2 separate regions of the Homo sapiens genome follow, and region 1 is linked to region 2. The links are chromatin contacts, found by Hi-C or POLR2A ChIA-PET in ENCODE. All regions are on one chromosome and are shown on one strand. Each heading gives the region's core, a stretch centred on a gene start or an enhancer-like site at or near the end of the contact. The rest is flanking DNA. Distances are from core to core; before and after follow the strand shown. Region 1 holds the start of CFAP251 (cilia and flagella associated protein 251). Region 2 holds the start of GATC (glutamyl-tRNA amidotransferase subunit C).

The links. Hi-C counts contacts between places; a loop is a spot of excess contacts on that map. ChIA-PET counts read pairs that join two places held with the same protein, here RNA polymerase II (POLR2A).
Region 1: a map of breast epithelium shows a loop between it and region 2 (24-fold over the local background). The contact joins the promoter of CFAP251 here to the promoter of GATC in region 2. A Hi-C loop is called at or near these places in 1 of 168 maps with a recorded cell type or tissue (breast epithelium). POLR2A ChIA-PET finds 5 or more read pairs at or near these places in 2 of 52 experiments (GM10248 and Panc1).

What each region holds. Positions count from the first base shown.
Region 1 is chr12:121,917,316-121,924,475 of GRCh38, forward strand. CFAP251 (cilia and flagella associated protein 251) reads left to right here and starts at 1,277. Exons shown (of 22, transcript NM_144668.6): 1 at 1,277-1,380; 2 at 3,971-4,368; 3 at 6,307-6,675. The coding sequence starts at 3,991. It overlaps PSMD9 (proteasome 26S subunit, non-ATPase 9), which reads left to right. Exons shown (of 6, transcript NM_002813.7): 6 at 1-982. RefSeq lists a silencer at 1,406-1,555.
Region 2 is chr12:120,441,073-120,447,778 of GRCh38, forward strand. GATC (glutamyl-tRNA amidotransferase subunit C) reads left to right here and starts at 5,372. Exons shown (of 4, transcript NM_176818.3): 1 at 5,372-5,489; 2 at 5,585-5,757. The coding sequence starts at 5,409. It overlaps TRIAP1 (TP53 regulated inhibitor of apoptosis 1), which reads right to left and starts at 5,312. Exons shown (of 2, transcript NM_016399.3): 1 at 5,154-5,312; 2 at 2,892-3,883. The coding sequence starts at 5,300. The coding sequence ends at 3,800. RefSeq lists enhancers at 4,494-5,341, 4,653-5,852, 5,067-5,616, 5,214-5,508, 5,342-6,187.

The sequences.
Region 1 (7,160 bases), core at 27-2,526, 1.5 Mb after region 2:
CCTCCTGGCTATGCCCTGAGATCAGCGCTATTTTGTAAACCGCTGAGGTATGGATAGGAACGAGTAGATCAGACCTCTTGAAAATGCTTATTCTTCCTCCCTTTTATTTTTTGTCTCTTTTAAGATGGTAAAATGGTTCTCAGGGATTCCTGCCAATACTTTGAATTATTTTTTCCTCTCCATGGTATCAGTGTTCATTTCCCCAGTTCTTGCACACCGCTTTCTGTTTTGGCAGTTCTGCCAGGCAAGCCCTGTGTTCCTTGGGACTGGTTTTGCTGTGGTTGGATACAGATACCAGCTTGCCTTGATGGGATTGGTATTGCTGTGTGCTTCCAGCCACAGGTTCTCACACTCAATTCCAAAGCCTTCCTATTGGGCGAATTCCCTCAAACTCTATTTGACCTGACAGCCATACGTATTCCCCTCTGGTAGCCACAGACATGCTGTGTTTACCAATGTTTGCTGTTTAAATTGCATGTTCTAATTCCACGTATTTTCCAGTCTCTTTTATAAAGTCTCAGACTATAATAAACACAGCTTGCCCAGTTTATCCTTTCTTTTTTATTTTAAGATGTATGCATATTAATCAATTTACCATCACTGGGGCATGGCAGTGTGGGCGGGGAGAATTATTCACATTCTCCTAAAATGACAGCAGCAGAGAGCCTTCTGCCTCAGTGGCTCTGGCTGGTTTCCTGCAGGGGTCCCAGTGGAAACCCGTGTGGCCACCTGTTGCCGTCTTCCATGAGATGTTAGTGGAGAGCCACTTTGACGTGGAATGATCCTAATAGATATAGCCAGACCGGTTTTGCGGAAACGCTTTGTGCTGAGAACCGCAAGCTGGTGCACCCTGTGTCATATCTGCCCCCAGCCAGCTGGAATTGTCTGCAACACGCGGTGCCCGGTGAGGAGGCAGGCAGGACGGTTGTGTGCTGCATCCATGAGACCTGGAAATTCAGTTTGCTTTTGGAAAAGAGCATTGTATCCGAGTTCATACTTCTCCACCCCATCTTGCCAAGGTTGCGGAAAGTAAAAATTGGCAGTATTGGCCGCTGCAGCTTCTTAGGGGACGGGACCATGTGAAAAGGTGGGATCGTGCGAGCGGAGGAAGGACAGAAAAGCGAGGAAAGTCTATGCCGCCAGCGACCGGCAGGAGGCACGTCGGGCACGCTCGTCACCGTTTCCTGGCACGTGACCACCGCCCTGCCCTGTCGCTTTAGGGCCTGTCGCTTCCGGCGGTGGCGGTTGCCATGGGGACGGAGCTTGGGTGGCAACCAGAACTAGGGAGCTGGTGGAGAAGGTGGCGGCCGCTGGAAGGAGGCCCGGGAGGTGGCTGAGGGGTCCAGGCGGCGGGACGACTCTGGCCTTTTGAAGACCGGGGTGGGTGCTCTCTGTAAGTCCGGGGCGGAGGCCACGCGGCCCTGGCGAGGGGGCCCCCGACCTGGCGGGGTCTGGTGCCCCTTGGGGGGCGCTCACCCGACCTGGCCCTTGTGGGGCCTGGGGCGGCCCCAGGGAGACCTGAGTTGGAGGCAGAGGCCGCACCTGGGCTTTAATCCCCTCGCAGAGCCACGCACCTGGCACCCCTGCCCCAAACCCCTGCGGCTCGAACCCGGCTGTCCAGACGCGCCGGCGAAGTTGGGCTCAGTCAAAAGAGGCTCGGTGGTGAGAGCCCTAGACTTGATTCAGAGCAGTGATTTTTCAGCTGGAGAAACTAAGTGCCAGAGAAATCTCGTTCTTACTAGCGGTGTCATCTTGAATAAGTCACTTCACCTCTCAGAGCCTCAAACTCATTTATCCATTCATTATTTATTTATTATTATTATTATTATTTTTTTTTTACCAGAGATGAATTTGAGGAGCTGATACATTTAGTGCTGAGAAAGAAATTAAGAAATAGAAATACCTTTTCTACTCTGTACTCTCTGGGACTTTATTTTCAAAGTGTTGAGTTCTCTTATTCTAATGTCACTGAAAATGTAGGGATTTTTTTTGTTCGGGGTCCAACTCTTTAGGGATAAAGTATCCATCCTTATTGTTTTCCTAGTTCAAACTCTTGTTTGTTGTAAGGAATAAATGGAGAATATGCCAGAAGGCTTTCAAACTGTTCATTTCTTTGCACATTAGGGTTGCTTTTCTCTCAAATAATAACAACTGCTACCATTTTTTCAAGCTGTATGTGCCAGAATTGTGATGAGCATTTTATATATGTTATCACTTCTCTACAACAACCCTAGAATTTAGGATTATTCTTTTCATTTTGCCCATGAGAAAATGCAGACTCTGAGGGGTAAAGTGACTTGCCCAAGGTCACAGAGCAAGTACGTGGTGGAAATGGGATTCAATGCTAGGACAAGCTGACAGCAAGGCCCTTGCTTTTAACCACTAGGCTACCCTGCTTCTTCTCGTATTCCTGTTTCTAGAATTGTTGCTAATATGTGGGTTATGCATTTTGCTGCCTGTGGGAATATAAATATATTTTAAATGAGTAAAAAGGCTACAAGGTGTTTATTCCCAGAAAGTTGACAGGCCCTGGATCAGTATTTTTAAGATCTGGGCCACAAATACATATACTTTAAGATTTCCCAGCTGCGCGTGATGGCTCACGCCTGTAATCCCAGCACTTTGGGAAGCCAAGGCGGGCGGATCACTTGAGGTCAGGAGTTTAAGACCAGACTGGCCAAAATGGTGAAACCCTGCCTCCATTGAAAAAATACAAAAATTAGCTGGGTGTGGTGGCAGACGCCTGTAATCCCAGCTGCTCGGGAGGCTGAGGCAGGAGAATAGCTTGAACCCTGGAGGCAGTAATTGCAGTGAGCCAAGATCGTGCCACTGCACTCCAGCCTGGGCAACAAGAACAAAACTCTGTCTCAAGAGAAAAAAAAAAAAAAGGTTTCCCACAAATGTGACTTTTTTTTTTTTTTTTTTTTTTTGAGAGAGGGTCTCGCTCTGTTGCCCAGGCTGGACTGCAGTGGCATGATCTTGGCTCGCTGCAACCTCCGCCTCCCAGATTCAAGCTATTCTCCTGCCTCGGCCTTCTGAGTAGCTCAGATTACAGGCACCACCACCACACCAGGCTTTTTGTATTTTTTTTTTTTTTTTGAGACGGAGTCTCGCTGTGTTGCCCAGGCTGGAGTGCAGTGGCACGATCTCGGCTCACTGCAAGCTCCGCCTCCCGGGTTCACACCATTCTCCTGCCTCAGCCTCCCGAGTAGCTGGGACTACAGGCGCCCACCGCCAAGCCCGGCTAATTTTTTGTATTTTTAGTAGAGACGGGGTTTCACCGTGTTAGCCAGGATGGTCTCGATCTCCTGACCTCGTGATCCACCCGCGTCAGCCTCCCAAAGTGCTGGGATTACAGGCGTGAGCCACCACGCCCGGCCAACTTTTTGTATTTTTAGTAGAGATGGGGTTTCACCATGTTGGCCAGGCTGGTCTCAAACTCCTGACCTCAACTGATCCTCCCGCCTCAGCCTCCCAAAGTGTTGGGATTACAGGCGTGAGCCACTGTGCCTGGCCAGAAATATGACATTCTTTTTTTGTTTTTATTTTTGAGACAGAACTTTGCTCTTGTTACCCAGGCTGGAGTGCAATGGTATGATCTTGGCTCACTGCAACCTCTGCCTCCCAGGTTCAAGCGATTCTCCTGCCTCAGCCTCCCAAGTAGCTGGGATTACAGGCGCCTGCCACCACACCCAGCTAATTTTTGTATTTTTAGTAGAAACGGGGTTTCATCATGTTGGCCAGGCTGGTCTCAAACTCCTGACCTCAGGTGATCCATCTGCATTGGCCTCCCATAGTGCTGGGATTACAGGCATGAGCCACCGTGCCTGGTCAGAAACATGACATTCTTTTTATTCCTATGGAAAGGGAACAGAGCCATTTATGCACATTTCATCAGTAGGTTAGTGCACTAGGAGATGGAAATGGGAAGCTGAGGGCCAGCTGGTTATTATGGTCAAAATCTCTCTAGAGGAAACTCTACAGAGAAGAATGTCAGATGCAGCAGAAGCTCCCCGAGAAGCAACAGGAGAAAATGGAGAAACAGAAATGAAAGAAGAGGAGGAACCTAATCCAAATTATAAAGAAGTAGAAGATCCACAACAGGAATCAAAAGATGACACAATAGCATGGAGAGAGTCTCAGGAGGAGGAGAGGAAAACGGGCGAGGAGGAAGGGGAGGAGGAGGGGAAGGAGGACAAAAAGATTGTCATGGAAGAAACTGAGGAAAAGGCTGGAGAAGTCCAAGAGAAGGAGGCTTCAGGAATACAGGAAGAAACCACAGTAGAGCCCCAAGAAGTCACAGCGTCCATGATCCGTTTGGAGACACAGATTACTGATTCCCAGTCAATCACATCAGGAATTTTCCCAGTAAGTAGTCATCTTAATTCATTCATCAATTCATTCAGAATCATTAGTTGAATGCTTAGTATAGGCCAGACTATGGGAACACAAAACCAAATAAGGTACAATCCATTCCTTTTTTTTTTTTTTTGAGACAGAGTCTCACTGTTGCCCAGGCTGGAGTGCAGGGGCACAATCTCAGCCTGCTGCAACCTCCGCCTCCTGGGTTCAAACTATTCTCCTGCCTCAGTCTCCTGAGTAGCTAAGATTACAGGCATCCACCACCACACCCAGCTAATGTTTTATATTTTCAGTAGAGATGGGGTTTCGGTCTTACCATGTTGGCCAGACTGGTCTCAAATGCATGATCTCAAATGATCTGCCCACCTTGGCCTCCCAAAGTGCTAGGATTACAGGCACACGCCACCACGCCCGGCCACAATCCATTCTTTTTTTTTTTTTTTTTTTGAGACAGAGTTTCACTCTTGTTGCCCAGGCTGGAGTGCAATGGCGTGATCTCGGCTCACTGCAACCTCTGCCTCCTGGGTTCAAGTGATTCTCCTGCCTCAGCCTCCCGAGTAGTGAGATTACAGGCGTCCGCCACCTCGCCTGGCTGATTTTTTTGTATTTTTAGTAGAGGCAGGCTGTCACTTATGTTGGCCAGGCTGGTCTCAAACTCTTGACCTCAGGTGATCCACCAGCTTTGGCCTCCCAAAGTGCTAGGAGCCCCTGCACCTGGCCACAATCCATTCTTTTAAGGAGCTCTAAGGTGTGTAGGGAGGCAGACCTATGAGTGCAGTGAGTGAAAGATGCACAGGAGATGAAACAGGGCCTCTTAACTCAGTTTGGAGGATGGCCAGGGAAAGCTTCCTGGAGGAGGTGTGTGCCACAGCTGAGGTGCTCGCCTTAGAATGGAGTCGGTATGATAATAGGAGTGTAGGCTTCCCACAGACTGCTCCCAGTAGGAGAACTTAGCTGTGGCCTAAGAATAGGTCACTGTCTGTAGCTAGTCAGCCTTTTGGAGACCACGAGTGCCACTTAGAAGAATGATTTTGCCATTGTGGGTCTGCTGGTAGGCCAAGAATAAACTTGAACACACCCACGTTTGTCCTGTTCTTTTCTTTTCTCTTTTCTTTTCTTTTTTCTTTTTTGAGACGGAGTCTCGCTCTGTCGCCCAGGCTGGAGTACAGTGGTGCAATCTTGGCTCACTGCAAGCTCCGCCTCCTGGGTTCATGCTATTCTCCTGCCTCAGCCTCCCGAGTAGCTGGGACTACAGGCGCCCGCCACCACGCCCAGCTAATTTTTTGTTTTTGTATTTTTAGTAGAGATGGGGTTTCACCATGTTAGCCAGGATGGTCTCGATCTCCTGACCTCGTGATCTGCCCGCCTCGGCCTCCCAAAGTGCTGGGATTACAGGCGTGAACCACCGTGCCTGGCTCTTTTCTTATCTTTTCCTTTTCCCCCTCCCCTCCCCTCTCCTCCCCTTCCTGTCCCTTCTTCTCTCCTCTCATCCCTCCTTCCTTTCTGGGGTCTCACTTTGTCACCTAGGCTGGAGTACAGTGACATGATCTTTCACAAGCAGCCTCAACCTCCCAGGCTCAAGCAATCCTCTCACCTCAGCCTCCTGAGTAGCTGGGGCTACAGGCATGTACCACCACGCCCAGCTAATTTTGTTCATTTTTGGTAGACATAAGGTGGCACTGTGTTGCCCAGGCTGGTCTTGAACTCCTGGGCTCAAGTGATCCTCCCCTCTTGGCCTCCCAAAGTGTTGGGATTACAGGGGTGAGCCATTATACCCCATCTTGTTTTGTTTTTTAAGTACAAAATGTTCCAGCCTCTTTTAAAAAACATTTCATAATTCCTAGGTGAGGCTAACACTAAGACTGGCTGACTGGGAATAGAAAAGGTGAATAAATGGTGAGTAGCAGCACATATGGAATCATGATATTTTATTTCTTTTTAAAGAAAACCCAAAGAGGTAGCAAGTCAAAGCTTTCCTTACAATTGGAGGATGCAGAAACAGATGAGCTTTTAAGAGACCTGAGCACACAAATTGAATTTCTTGATTTGGATCAAATCAGTCCTGAGGAACAACAGATTAGTTCCCCTGAAAGGCAGCCCTCAGGAGAGCTTGAGGAGAAAACCGACCGGATGCCCCAAGATGAACTGGGACAAGAAAGAAGGGACTTGGAGCCAGAAAACAGAGAGGAGGGACAAGAAAGGAGAGTATCCGACATCCAGTCCAAAGCAGGGATCTCCCGGGAGTCACTGGTGTCCAGCACCACAGAGGACATTCTGTTTCAAAAGGATAAAAGCACCCCGGTGTATCCCTTGGTAAGTGTAATGCTTTTAAATCTCCCCCAGTGCTTTTGAGAGTGTTGCGCAATAGGGGAATTTTATGCATGTTGGGGGAAAAAGAATACCACCAGAAGGATACTTTTTAAACTAATAATAGACTTGTGTTTTTTTTTTTAAGACAGTCTTGCTTTGTCGCCCAGGCTGGAGTGCAGTGGCACGATCTTGGCTCACTGCAGCCTCCACCTCCCAGGTTCAAGCAATTCTTGTGCCTCAGTCTCCCGAGTAGCTAGGATTACAGGCATGAGCCACCACGCCTGGCTAATTTTTGTATTTTTAGTAGAGATGGCGTCTCGCCACGCCATGTTGGCCAGGTTGGTCTTGAACTCCTGACCTCAGATCATCCACCTGCTTCGGTCTCCCAAAGTGCTGGGATTACAGGCGTGAGCCACCACGCCCGGCCTAGACTTGTGTCTTTTTTTTTTTTTTTTTTTTTTGGAGACACAGTTTCACTCTTTTTGCCC
Region 2 (6,706 bases), core at 4,122-6,621:
GAGTTGGAGATCAGCCGGGCCAACATGATGAAATCCTGTCTCTACTAAAAATACAAAAATTAGTTGGGTGTGGTGGCGCACTCCTATAGCTGGGTGTAGAGGCTTGAACCCGGGAGGTGGAGGTTGCAGTGAGCCAAGATCGTGCCACTGCACTCCAGCCTGGGCAACAGAGTGAGACTCTGTCTCAAAAAACAAAAGATTGGTCCTTGACGGGCCTGAGATATCAAAGACATTGAATGGCTAGCAGAATGCCTGCAATTTACACCTGAAAGAGGTATCTGTATTTCTCAAGAGGAAGTGCTTGATCTGGGTCTCATCTTTTTCCTGTCCCATTCCACTAGCATTTACTGCAGAATCTTCCCTGTAGTCATAATTTTCTTGAACATGTCAAGTTCTTTTTTTTCTTTTTTTTTGAGACGGAGTCTCTCTCTGTTGCCCAGGCTAGAGTGCAGTGGCACGATCTCCACTCACTGCAAGCTCTGCCTCCCAGGTTCAAGCCATTCTCCTGCCTCAGCCTCCCGAGTAGCTGGGACTATAGGCACCCGCCACCACACCCAGCTAATTTTTTGTATTTTCAGTAGACACAGGGTTTCACCATGTTAGCCAGGATGGTCTCGATCTCCTGACCTCGTGATCCACCCGCCTCAGCCTCCCAAAGTGCTGGGATTACAGGCGTGAGCCACCGTGCCTGGCCTCGAATGTGTCAAGTTCTTACTTTGAGGTAATCTCCTTCAGGGCTGGTAGGGTCAGAAATCTTAAGAGAAACAAAGGGAGCGTGACACATTTCTGCTTATTGGCTTTTCTGTGGAATTAAAACTATCCTGCTTTAATGGATAGTAAATGGTAGTAGTAGTAGTTACAAAACCACTCTGAGAGGGCAATTATTATTATTATTATTATTATTATTTTTTTTTTTTTTTTTTTTTTTTTGAGATGGAGTCTCGCTCTGTCGCCCAGGCTGGAGTGCAGTGGCGGGACCTCGGCTCACTGCAAGCTCCACCTCCCGGGTTCACGCCATTCTCCTGCCTCAGCCTCCCAAGTAGCTGGGACTACAGGCGCCCGCCACTACGCCCGGCTACTTTTTTGTATTTTTAGTAGAGACAAGGTTTCACATGTTGGCCAGGCTGGTCTTGAACTCCTAACCTCAGGTGATCTGCCCACCTCAGCCTCCCAAAGTGCTAGGATTACAGGTCTGAGCCACTGTGCCTGGCCAGAGCTGGTTTATTTTATTTTATTTTATTTTTTGAGACAGAGTTTCGCTTTTGTTGCCCAGGCTGGAGTGCAATGGCATGATCTTGGCTCACCACAACCTCCACCTCCCAGGTTCAAGCAATTCTCCTGCCTCACCCTCCTGAGTAGCTGTGATTACAGGCATGTGCCACCACACCTGGCTAATTTTTTGTATTTTAAGTAGAGATGGGGTTTCTCCATGTTGGTCAGGCTAGTCTCAAACTCCCAACCTCAGGTGATCTGCCCACCTCAGTCTCCCAAAGTGCTGGGATTACTGGCGTGAGCCACCGCGCCCAGCCAGCTGGTTTATTCTTAAGGCTCAAAGGAACACTTTCGTGGTAAGGTTCAAGAGGCAACAAGGTATTTCATATTATATTACATTAAACTGGTAACGCAAAAGTAAGGCATATACAGTACGGAATAGAGAATCTCATTGTCTTTGCCATTTTGTAATAATTAACGGAATAGAGAATCTCATTGTCTTTGCCATTTTGTAATATTACAGCCTGCACTTCTGAGTCCCTATAGAGCTGTTTTGGTTGTGGCCAGTCTGAGTTTAGGACAGATGCATTATACTTCAGCTTGCTGCCTGGCCTCCCTTGGCTGGGTTCCAAACATCTTTTATAATCCTTGGATAATGGACCCTAGCCAGTCATAAAATATAAATGAAGAATGTTTTGAAATGACATTAAGGACAAGTCACATTAAATATGATGTAGCAATTGGTAAAGTGGAGAAAAGACAATAGAATTAGGGCCTTCTATAAATCAAGTTTCTTGGTTTATTTTTCAGACAGGGTCTTGCTGTGTCACCCAGCCTGGAGTGCAGTGGTACAATCACAGCTCACTGCAGTCTCCACCTCTCAGGCTCAGGTAATTCTCCCACCTCAGCCTTTAGAGTAGCTGGGACTACAGGCACACACCACCATACCCAGCTAATTTTTTTGTAGAGACAGGGTTTCGCTATGTTGCCCAGGCTGGTCTCAAATTCCTGAGCTCAAGTGATCCGCCCATCCCAGCTTCCCAAAGTGTTAAGACTACAGGCATGAGCCACCATACCCGGCCTGTAATTCAAGTTTCATACTACTTTGGGTATCTAATAAAACCAAATTACTCAATTAATTGTGGGGATTACGTGACATTCTGAGGTAAGTAAGTGCTCTCCTGATCCTTTTTTGGTACCGTAGTGTATTTGTATAGCCTATTGTGGAAATTTTAGAAATCAGTGAGGTTTTGGCTGGGTGCGGTGGCTCATGCCTGTAATCCCAGCACTTCGGGAGGTCAAGAGTTCAAGACCAGCCAACATGGTGAAACCCCATCTCTACTAAAAATACAAAAACTAGCTGGGCATGGTGATGCATGCCTGTAATCCCAGCTACTTGGGAGACTGAGGCAGGAGAATCATTGGAACCCAGGAGGTGGAGTTTGCAGTAAGACAAGATTGCGCCACTGCACTCCAGCCTGGGTGACAGAACCAGACTGTCTCAAAAAAAAAAAATGTGAGGTTTCTGATTGCCATACTGTACCACCTAGCTTAAGACAAGTCACTTTTTCTTCACCTTTAAGTTACAAAACACAAAACTCTCCCCACTGTATATATGAGGTTTGTAGGGTAACAGGGTAATAGTTCCATAAAATGCACTGAGTTCCAGAGGCAAATAATGATAGAAACTAAATGTTACAATTTATTCCATCTTCAGGATTACAGACATTACAGGGCAGGATGAGTAAACAAGGCAAATGAAGCGAGCACCTTCAGCTTCCCCCCTACCCCGACATTTAACCAGATGCAGCATTTTGACATTTTTAGGATATGCAGGTTGACAATTCACTGACTTGGGTTGAGAGCTGGCAATAGCAGATCTTTGCAATTTAGGTTCTTCCTCCACAGCTATTCCAAGTATCTTAATTCCTGAACTGCACACTGAGAGCTCTGAAATGGTGTTCACTGCAACATTCTTGCAGCTTTCACATCTTAATCTGACACCTCTTGTGAAGGCAGGGAACTGTGTTAAAAGCTGTCTTCCTCTTTGCTAATCCAGGCCACCATCAATCTTAACCATTAGTTACTATATAAAAATAAAAGTGTGCTCAAAAGCACTCACTGAAACTGTTGTGCCCAGATCCCTTTTCAGAGCATTAGTTCCCTGAGAGGAAAAAAAGAGGTCCTAACCAATTGCTTTCATAAATAGTGACCCCAGTACAGTGTATATGTCTTTTGCAGCAGAAATCAAGAGGTCAGGCAGCTCTGCTCATCCTGACTAGTTTATCATCGTTTGCATACAAGGTATATTTATGTAAAGCTGATTCCACGCCAAGTATTGCAACCATAATCTCAAAAAAATTGTTCAATTTTAGCACACAGTTCCTGCAAGATACCACAGCAGGTGAGAAATCATCTCAAAGAGTTCATCTTTTACAACTGAGAGGAAAACATCGAAGGAGGAAATAAAACTCCTCTCTCCTAAGTTCCTCATCAAATCTGATGGCTATGTTCACAGAGTTAGTTGACAAAAATCCAGAGTCCTCAATTTCTGGACTTGCGAAATCCTTCAAGGTGACTGTCAAGGTCAAGAAGAATTTTCAGGCTTTTCTTTGCCATGGCCCATGAACTCCAGTCCTTCAATAGGAATCTCTTTCTCCTTTATTGCTTTCTGGTAGGAGGAGAAAACACATTATAAAGACCTACATGAAGCTTAAGTTGCAAGCTTTGTAAATAAAATATGACAGTACAAAAGTAAAATCAAGCTGATTATAAAGACTTATAACCATGATTCAAACCACATACTTTTTAAAAAACAAGTACCGGTCAGGTGTGGTGGCTCACGCCTATAATCGCAGCATTTTGGGAGACCAAGGCAGGTGGATCACTTGAGGCCAGAAGTTAGAGACCAACCTGGCCAACATGGCGAGACCCTGTTTATACTAAAAATACAAAAATTAGCTGGGCATGGTGGCGCATGCCTGTAAGCCCAGCTACTCGGGTGGCTGAGGCATGAGAATAGCTTGAACCTGGGAGGCGGAGGTTGCAGTGAGCTGAGATTGTGCCATTGCACTCCAGGCTGGGAGACAGAGTGAGACTCTGCCTCAAAAATAAATAAAAACCAGAAGTACCATAATGAATAAATCAAGTGTAAGACCTGAGGGAGACTGGAAAAGGAGTTGTGAGGGAACCGTTAAAATTAAGTGAAATTTGAAAAATAATCATCACTTTGTGTTAGTGAAAGACTTAGGTTCAAATCTGGGTTCCAGGACTTACTGGCTATGTGACTAACTGTAAATGGGATGAAGACAGCAACTACCTCGGGGAATTGCTGTGAGGATGTGTTGGGTTAACTTATTGGAAGTGCTTTGCCCGGTGCTGTTCTTAACAATTCAAAGCAGTTCCACATCCATTGGGCCAGAATAAACATTTCCTGGCTGCAGTTGCGGGGACTGGTCAAGAGAGAGAAACAGGCTAACGAAGGGTTTATAACAACAAAAAAATGTGACCCTCCAGTCTGAATTCTGAAGTATAATCCCGCCCAGACCCCAGCAGTAATAGTGGAAAAGTGCACCACCTGCGAAAGAACCAAGGAAACCTGATGCTAGTGAACTCGGATTAATCACTTCCTATTTCTGGGTGTTAGTTTTTTATGTATAAAATATGAGTAACTATGCCCACCTTGCGAGTTTAGGGTGAACACCAAATGAACCAAAGGATGTGACTGTGCTTCTTGAAAAGCACTGCCCCAATATTTGTCATTCGGAGAGACACCCAAGTGGCCTCGGTGGTGATGGTAGGGGAGCGAGCTCCTGCCACTGGCCTCACTGCGACTTTTCTCCACCCTTCCAGTCCAGTCCCAATCCCCGTAAAATACGATGAGTGTGGTGGGACACAGCGCCGAGAATGCAGGGCCTGGGAACAGAGGCGGGAGGGCTCACCTGAACACACTGCTGGTAGCGCTTGAAGAGGTCGGTGCACGGGTCCCCGGAGCTGTCCCCCTTGAGAAATTTCTCGGCGAACCAGCGATTGAAGCACTGGTCGTACTCGCGCTTCATGTCCGTGCATGCCTCCCCCACACTGTTCATGGCGACAGTGGTGGCGGCGGCGACGACGGCGCACTCTGATGTCATCACTCTCAGGCGCGTCGCTCGGCGTTACGCGCGGGCGCACTGCGGGGGCCAAGGAAGGAAGAAATGTGGTCGCGGTTGGTGTGGCTGGGCCTTCGGGCCCCTCTGGGCGGGCGCCAGGGCTTCACCTCCAAGGCGGATCCTCAGGTAAAGGCCAGGGCCATCTAGGCGGGTGGCGGAGCAAGCCGGGAGGCACTTCGGAGCGCCGGTGACCCACACTCCCCGCCTCATCCCTCCTCCAGGGCAGTGGCCGGATCACGGCTGCGGTGATCGAGCACCTGGAGCGTCTAGCGCTTGTGGACTTCGGCAGCCGCGAGGCAGTGGCGCGACTGGAGAAAGCTATCGCCTTCGCCGACCGGCTACGCGCCGTGGACACAGACGGGGTGGAGCCCATGGAATCGGTCCTGGAGGACAGGTAAACTCGCGGCTGCAGCCCCGAAGCCTTGACCGTGGCCCGTTCGCAGCCGTTTAATGTGACGATTAGCGAACAGTTTTCCAGGGGGTTAAAGAGTGTTAGCAAGATTCAGGAACTTGCCCACAGTCACCTCGCGAGTCAGTGGCTTCACTCTTCCCCTTGTTCATTACTGATGCTCTCGCTAGTGTAAGTGGAAACAAAACCCGAACTGCTAATCACTGCCTTTGTTTTTTTTTTTGTTTGTTTGTTTTGTTTTTTTTTTTTTGAGACGGAGTCTCGCTGTGTTGCCTAGGCTGGAGTGCAGTGGCTCGATCTCGGCTCACTGCAACCTCCGCCTCCCGTGTTCAAGCAATTCTCTGCCTCAGCCTCCCGAGTAGCTGGGATTACAGGCGACTGCCACCAGGCCCGGCTTATTTTTTTTGTATTTTTAGTAGAGACGTGGTTTCACCATCTTGGCCAGGTTGGTCTTGAACTCCTGACCGTGATCCACCCGCCTCGGCCTCCCAAAGTGCTGGGATTACAGGTGTGAGCCACCGCGCCTGGCCTAATCATCGCCTTTAAGGCCCTACTCCATAGAGTCCCTACCTACTCACTCCAACGTACTCTTCTCAGTACTCTCCTTGGCTACCTTGACTGCTTCTCCAGCAAGACAAGTTCTTTTCCTCTCTAGATCTCTGCACTGGCCCTTCGTTTTTTTCCTTCCTCTCAGTATTTGCATGGCTGCCTCCCTCTTGGCACAGGTCTCAGCTTATCTTCTCAGAAAGGGCTCTCCTAACCACTCCAAATCCCTTCTCCCCTTCTAGTTAGTAACTCATCCTATTGGGTTTTTTCCCTAACATTTTAATGGACTTTTGTTCATTTGTTATATCTCTTTTATTAAAATGTGAGCTCATTATGTAGTTACTGTTTTATTCCTGCCTTGAATTTTTATTTTATTTGTTTTTGAGAT